Regions from separate parts of the Mus musculus genome. Here region 1 is linked to region 2. Evidence: chromatin contacts called from ENCODE Hi-C or POLR2A ChIA-PET data. All regions are on one chromosome and are shown on one strand. Each heading gives the region's core, a stretch centred on a gene start or an enhancer-like site at or near the end of the contact. The rest is flanking DNA. Distances are from core to core; before and after follow the strand shown.

Region 1 (2,837 bases), core at 267-2,766, 43 kb before region 2:
TTTTTATAAATTCAAAAGTACAATTTGCTTTAAGATGGATATTAAATAAAATGTTTTTAACTTATAAACTAATATCTTTGATGTCAGACTATTCAAATAAAAATGGTAAGGAAGTACGCTGCCCGCCACCCCCCCCCCCATCTGAACAGACTCCAGACACTCAGCAGCAGCTACTGAGCAGCAGCAGGCCTGCCAGCCCAACACTTACCATCGCCATATTCTGACATCTGTAATCATTCACATATAAACCGCCCCCTTCCTTGCAATGTTTTTATATCAGTGAAATCAATCCCAGACAATTTTTCAAACACACCTCAGATTATGCTATCTTACAATGTTCTTTCAATCTTAGTTACGGGGGGGGGGGGGGGGGGGGGAGATGGGAGGCGGTCTTCCTTTCTTTTCCCTACAGACTTCATTCTAAACCCCCAAATCTAAACCCAAGCTTAAGCACAGGTAGTAAAGGCAAGCACAGGGCTTCGCTTCTGTCCCAGCACTCCACAAAGCAATGCTCTACAGCTGCTGTGAGAGCAGGCCGACGCAGTCTCCCCCAGCTCTCCACTTCCAGTGCCCCTCCCTCTTCTACTTGCTATTAGTCAACTTCTTATTTGTCACTGAGAATACACAATATTTATAGTAACCACTGCTCAGTTCTTTATAGGACAGCCTAGGAAAATACACCTAAGATACAAAAACTGAAATTTTAGAATTTCAATGAAGTACTACCTAATAGCTTCATATGTAAGCATATAACTATGAAAAGTAACCAGATAACAAAAGCCTGGTCATTAACTTCATGTCTAAGAGACATCATACATGAATAAAGTCACTTTCCTAACCACTTCCCCAAATACCCCAGTCTTTCTGTTGGATCCTTTAACTTACATATTAAATTCCTAAGCTAGTCTTATGTATGTTGACCAAAGCTCACTGATCCAGAAGAGTCAACTCCGTCAGTTCACGGAGCTAAGGCACTTGTGTCTCTCCCCATAAAGCTGCAGTAGAAACAATGCTCTCTGGGCTCTTGGTAAAGAAAAAAGACACAGTCGTGCAGGACTCAGCCCTGACCTTGCTGGGGGTCAGCCCTCCAGAGCACCTCCCACAATGCTCAGGTCAGCCCTGGATGGCCCAAATGTCTCTAATTCTTTCCTTTTCAGATATTTTTGTCATCTCCAGTCAGATATTTCAATTGGACTTAAAGTCGACGGACGAGAATCGAAAAGCTCCTAATTGAACAAATCATTTGTAAAATCAGACAGTTTACCAAGCTACATTTAGAAAACAATGATAGTGAGTGAAATCAAAACACATATGCTGTCTTAATCTGTAAAAACCATCCAGGCTGAGAAAGGAAAACCCGCTCGTGTCGCCGCTCTGTTTCCTCCCGCAGCATCGAGTTCCCTGAGAACTGTCTGTGACAGTTCTCAATCCAGCAGCTACCCAAGGAGGCAGGAAAGGGGAAGAAGACAAGCGGAAGGGCCTCCTACACGTCACTTCTTACCCTGCCCCCAAGCCCTGTTACTCCTCGTCACTGAACTACACTGAGGGAAGAAACAGACCCAACAAAGAATGTCCCCCTGATACTGAAGCCATCTGGAAGGCTTTTCTTTACCTCACTGCTACACCTCAAGGGTCACAAGAGTGAGTTAAAACAAGCCACAGTCATAAAGGACAAAGACCCAGAAGAAGGAAATAAAGAACCAGGAAGAAGTCACTGACAACTAAAGACATAGCTCAGTTTAAACCACGTAAAAAGTCTGAGGTTTTTGTTTGTTTAAGACGCAAACATAGTACAGGAAAAAAAAGATATGAACAACAAACTAAAACTGTAATTGACCTCAGAGTACAGTGGTGCACACCTGCAGTTCTTTTCTGAGTCCTTGGCAGTTCAATGCTAACTTTGGTTACGAGGTGAGACTCTTTCTTTAAAACAAAGAAACAAACAAAAACCTACAGATGGAAGAAAATACAAGTAGAGAAAAACCCCTTCCAATTTAGATTTAGATGCTACAGGAGAACACAGGAACACGAAGTAAAGAAGAGTCCAAAGTAAATGTGAGAAAATAACGAGCAAAAACAAGAGATCTGTTTTGGTCTCTGCACTGGACTGGTTGTTGTTGTTGTTTTGCTATAGTAACAAACTGCCACTAGCTGGGTGTCTTAGAAAACAAAAATAATTCTCTCTCAGTGTTAGAAACCAGAAATTCAAACTGGCAACACCAACAACAAGGCTGCACCTCAGAGGCCTGAGACTCCTTCCTGTTTCTCCAGAACCTGCCTTGTACCCCGACAGCGCTGACAGTCCACCTCCCTGGTTAAATCTCTCCTGTTTGCTCTCTTTCCTAAGGATATCTGTCCCAATGGATCATCTAAGATGGCCTTATTTCAAAATTCTTAAATTAACTGCAATCTACAAAAACTCATTTCACAGGTAAGGTACCATTCTAAGTTGCAGGAACTCGACATGAATACCGTTCCTGACTAAATATTTGAGCTCCCCTTACAAGTCATAGGTTGGAACTCTTAAGTAACAACAGGTTGATGTCAGGCTGTAGGGCCAAATTTAGATGATGTCATGAGCTAGCAGTCTCTCTCTGTCTCTCTGTCTCTGTCTATCTCTCTCTGACATGTGAGAATACAGTGAGAGCTATCTACCCTCGAAGCAATAAGGTCAAAGAACCAAATCTAGGACGTAGAGTTTTCCGCCTCAGGGCCTGGGAAGCACCACTCTTCTCCAGTCCACAGCCACAGTGTTTTGCCTAAGCCCTTGAACTTCCTTCTTTTCCAAAGGGCCATTTTTAGACTCCCAGTTCTCAAGTATTCTTTAGCTAGCAGGA
Region 2 (2,897 bases), core at 301-2,800:
AATGAGGCGGGGGGAGGGGGTACGGGAATGGGAGGAGGAAAAGGAGCCTGCCTCTTCTTGACTCAAGGCTGGTTTTGCCCTTTTCCACGACCACTGACTGTTCTATCAGGTCTGTTAGTGTAAGATCCTGGTATTTCGAGGTTTCTTATCTAAATGGTAAGGTGGAGGAAGGGTGTAAAATAAAATCGATACTCACTGCTAACTTTCATGCTACCAAAAGCTGAAGGCTGCTGCACTGGCTTGCAGCTCTCCGCAAAGGAGGTGGTTCTCGGTCGCCCCGACATGATGGCTCTTCTTGAATCACCTTTTCCTTCCTTAATCCTTTTCTTCCTTTTGTTTTATGTTAGGGTGCTAGGTTAATGATAAATGCAGCATTAAGTTCTCCCGCAAGAAAGAGAAAGAAAGACTTCGTTCTCTTGGCTTTTCACTCCTTTTGTATAGCTATTTAAGAAGAAGGAAAAAAAAAAGGAGCTATGTATTTCTTCAAGACAGATCGGTACGGATATTTAACACATAGATGATTTAGAGCTGGGAGAAAAATACAATTCTTTCACCTCCCTTTCCTGGAAGAGGAGAAAAAGGGTGGAGTGGAATCCTTAAAAATATATATATATCACGTGAACGAGGGCAAATACTTGATTGAAAATAAGTACTCTGAGTATTATATTTTTCCTCGGGGATTTTTTTCCGAGTCAATGAAGAAGGGAAGCGGCGGAAGGATCACGAGCCTCACGCTTGAAGAGAAGGGGGATGGGAAGGAGGGAGGAGATGGCTCGGAGATGCGACGGCAAACGCTGCGGCTCCGGCAGCAGCGGGATCCGGCGGTCTGACGGCGGCGGCGGCCGGGTGAACCGGAGGGCAGCGCAGTCGCGAGTCAGCGGCGGGCGGTGGCGGCGGCTCCTCTCCTCATTGCGCCAGGAGCAGCTGCAGGCGGTGGCTGGATCCAGCGGCCATGGCGGCAGCGGCGGCGGAGGCAGCTCCCTTCAGACCCCAGGCAGCGGCTCCCTGACTGCTCCCCATACGCCGGGGACATGGGAACCAGGCAACCGCTTCCGTCCCTCGGGGTCCCCTCCCCCGTCCGTGGCCCCGGCACGGCCGGCCTCCGCCCCTCGCCTTTGCTCAGCGGCTGCTCGGGAAGTGTCCGCGCTGTGCCCGGAGCCCGAAGCCCTGTCAGCGGCTGCAAGGCCGGCTCCTCCTTGCTGCCTTCCTTCCTTTGTCACTCGGCCCAGGCGGCGGCGACGGCGGCGACACAAGCCCGCATTCGGCCGGGTCGGGGGCTGCTCTGTGCGAGGCGCGCCGTCTGCGCAGCCGCCTAGCCCTTCCCCACTCCCCCTCCCCCTTCCTACTCGTCCTCCGCCTCCTTCCTCCCCCACCCAGCCCTTACACCGCCCAGCGCCCCGCCGCCCGCGTTACAGGCGTCTGGGAATCGCTCGCCGAGCCCGCGCCCGCCAGCTTCGGCTGTAGAGCCGAAACCCAAGCCGGAACCAATCAGAGACGTCGCTTGCTTGCAGCTCCTGCCGGAAAAAGCCGAGCGACCTGGATAACCAATGAGGAGACGCCGCTGGGAGACCACGCCCCAGCAACGAGGAATGCCGAAGGTAGCCGAACAGAAGGGAAGAGGGTTCTCCTTGTCCTGTGGCTGGCTAGAGAGAAGAGTCGACAATAGCGACAGTGGCCAATCAGAGCTGTTGGCCCTCAGGGAAAAGCCTCAAGAGTTAAGGACGGCGAAACTCCCGAGTCGCGGGAGGAACTGCACGGCTGGGCGCCGCGCCCGTTTCCTCATTGGCTGGACAACTCCGCTGGGCGTGTACCTTTCTCGGTGATTGGTGAAGGGAAGGGGGCTTCCGAGGACATCGGGCCAGTCAGAGCCTCCCCTCCCTCTTTGAGGCGGGGAGAAGAAGAAAGCGGAGGGAGGGCACCTATAAAGTGCCATCTCATTGGTCTGCAGCGTCGAGCTGGAGCGCGGGGGGAGGGGAGCTTCGAAAGGGAGAAGGAGGGTGCAGGAGCCCGTGGCGGCGGCCAATAGGCGCTCACTGCTGTGCAATCGCAAGACCTAGCTGCAGTGGGATTGGCCTCGGGTGGTCCCTAAGCGGGCGGACGGGATGAGTGGTCGGCCTGCATCTGCTTTCCGAGCCGACGCTCGTGCTGGCTGTGCAGCCCGGTCCGACAATGCTGCGGTCGGAGGGTCGGGCCCCGAGCGCTCTAGTGGGGCGTGAGGCCGTCCCCATTCCCGGGAGCTCCGCGGGGCGCGGCTTACCAAGTGCGCCCGAGGCTCCCCACCGCGCGTGCTGAGCCTATGAGAACGTCTATTCTCTGAAAGACGTAGGGCGCCGTGGCCGGGGCCGAACCCTCTAGCGCTTAAATGGGAACAAAGCTTCCAGAGAAGGAGAGCCTCTGGGCAGCCGCGCCCGCCCATCGCGGGGGGCCGCTGATCTCGTGGGGGGGGGGGGGGGAGCCCTTTGCAGCAGGCGCACAAGGCCAGACCAGGCCTTCTGGAAACGCCCCCGAGAGATGAGCTCATGCTAGATGAGCGCGGTCCATGGGCGCGACTGTCCAGCGCAAAAGCAGCCCCGAAAACAGGTGAGGGGAAATGTGGTCAGGACAGTACCTCGAATCCTAGGAGGAAGCTCAAGTCAGAATTGCTCGCAGCAGTTTTTAGTGTTATTGGATGATCAGCACACTGCTGCCTAAGTAGGTTTCACATGTAGTCCAGCGTCCATTGTTCTACAAAGGAGACCATTGCCTTGGTCCATCCGAGAGCTGTGTGGCGTGGCTACTACGACTAGAGTAAGTTAGAGTGGACACTGGCAATCCTGACTGTAATCCCGTGATACTTGTAATACCCACCCGCATAGTCATCTCTTTCTGTTGAGATGCTATCTCCAGAAAGCACATGT

Evidence for each region. A loop is a pair of places that touch in the nucleus more often than their neighbours do. ChIA-PET counts read pairs that join two places held with the same protein, here RNA polymerase II (POLR2A).
Region 1: a map of heart shows a loop between it and region 2 (2.9-fold over the local background). The contact joins the enhancer-like site here to the promoter of BC031361 in region 2. A Hi-C loop is called at or near these places in 12 of 37 maps with a recorded cell type or tissue (Patski, gastrocnemius, heart and 1 more). POLR2A ChIA-PET finds 5 or more read pairs at or near these places in 4 of 5 experiments (Patski and embryonic stem cell).

Annotation. Positions count from the first base shown.
Region 1 is chr16:38,130,635-38,133,471 of GRCm38, reverse strand. The region is part of intron 1 of Gsk3b (glycogen synthase kinase 3 beta); the gene reads right to left. Among named protein-coding and RNA genes, the nearest start is that of Gm25617, 26 kb to the left of the region's middle. Within about 2 kb of position 1,516, at least 1 of the 3 ENCODE cell types and tissues checked has a DNase peak (open chromatin) inside an H3K27ac peak, as active enhancers do; it is heart, where a contact is called at or near this core.
Region 2 is chr16:38,087,913-38,090,809 of GRCm38, reverse strand. It overlaps BC031361 (cDNA sequence BC031361), which reads left to right and starts at 1,550. Exons shown (of 1, transcript NR_033221.1): 1 at 1,550-2,897. It overlaps Gsk3b (glycogen synthase kinase 3 beta), which reads right to left and starts at 1,809. Exons shown (of 11, transcript NM_019827.7): 1 at 197-1,809. The coding sequence starts at 284.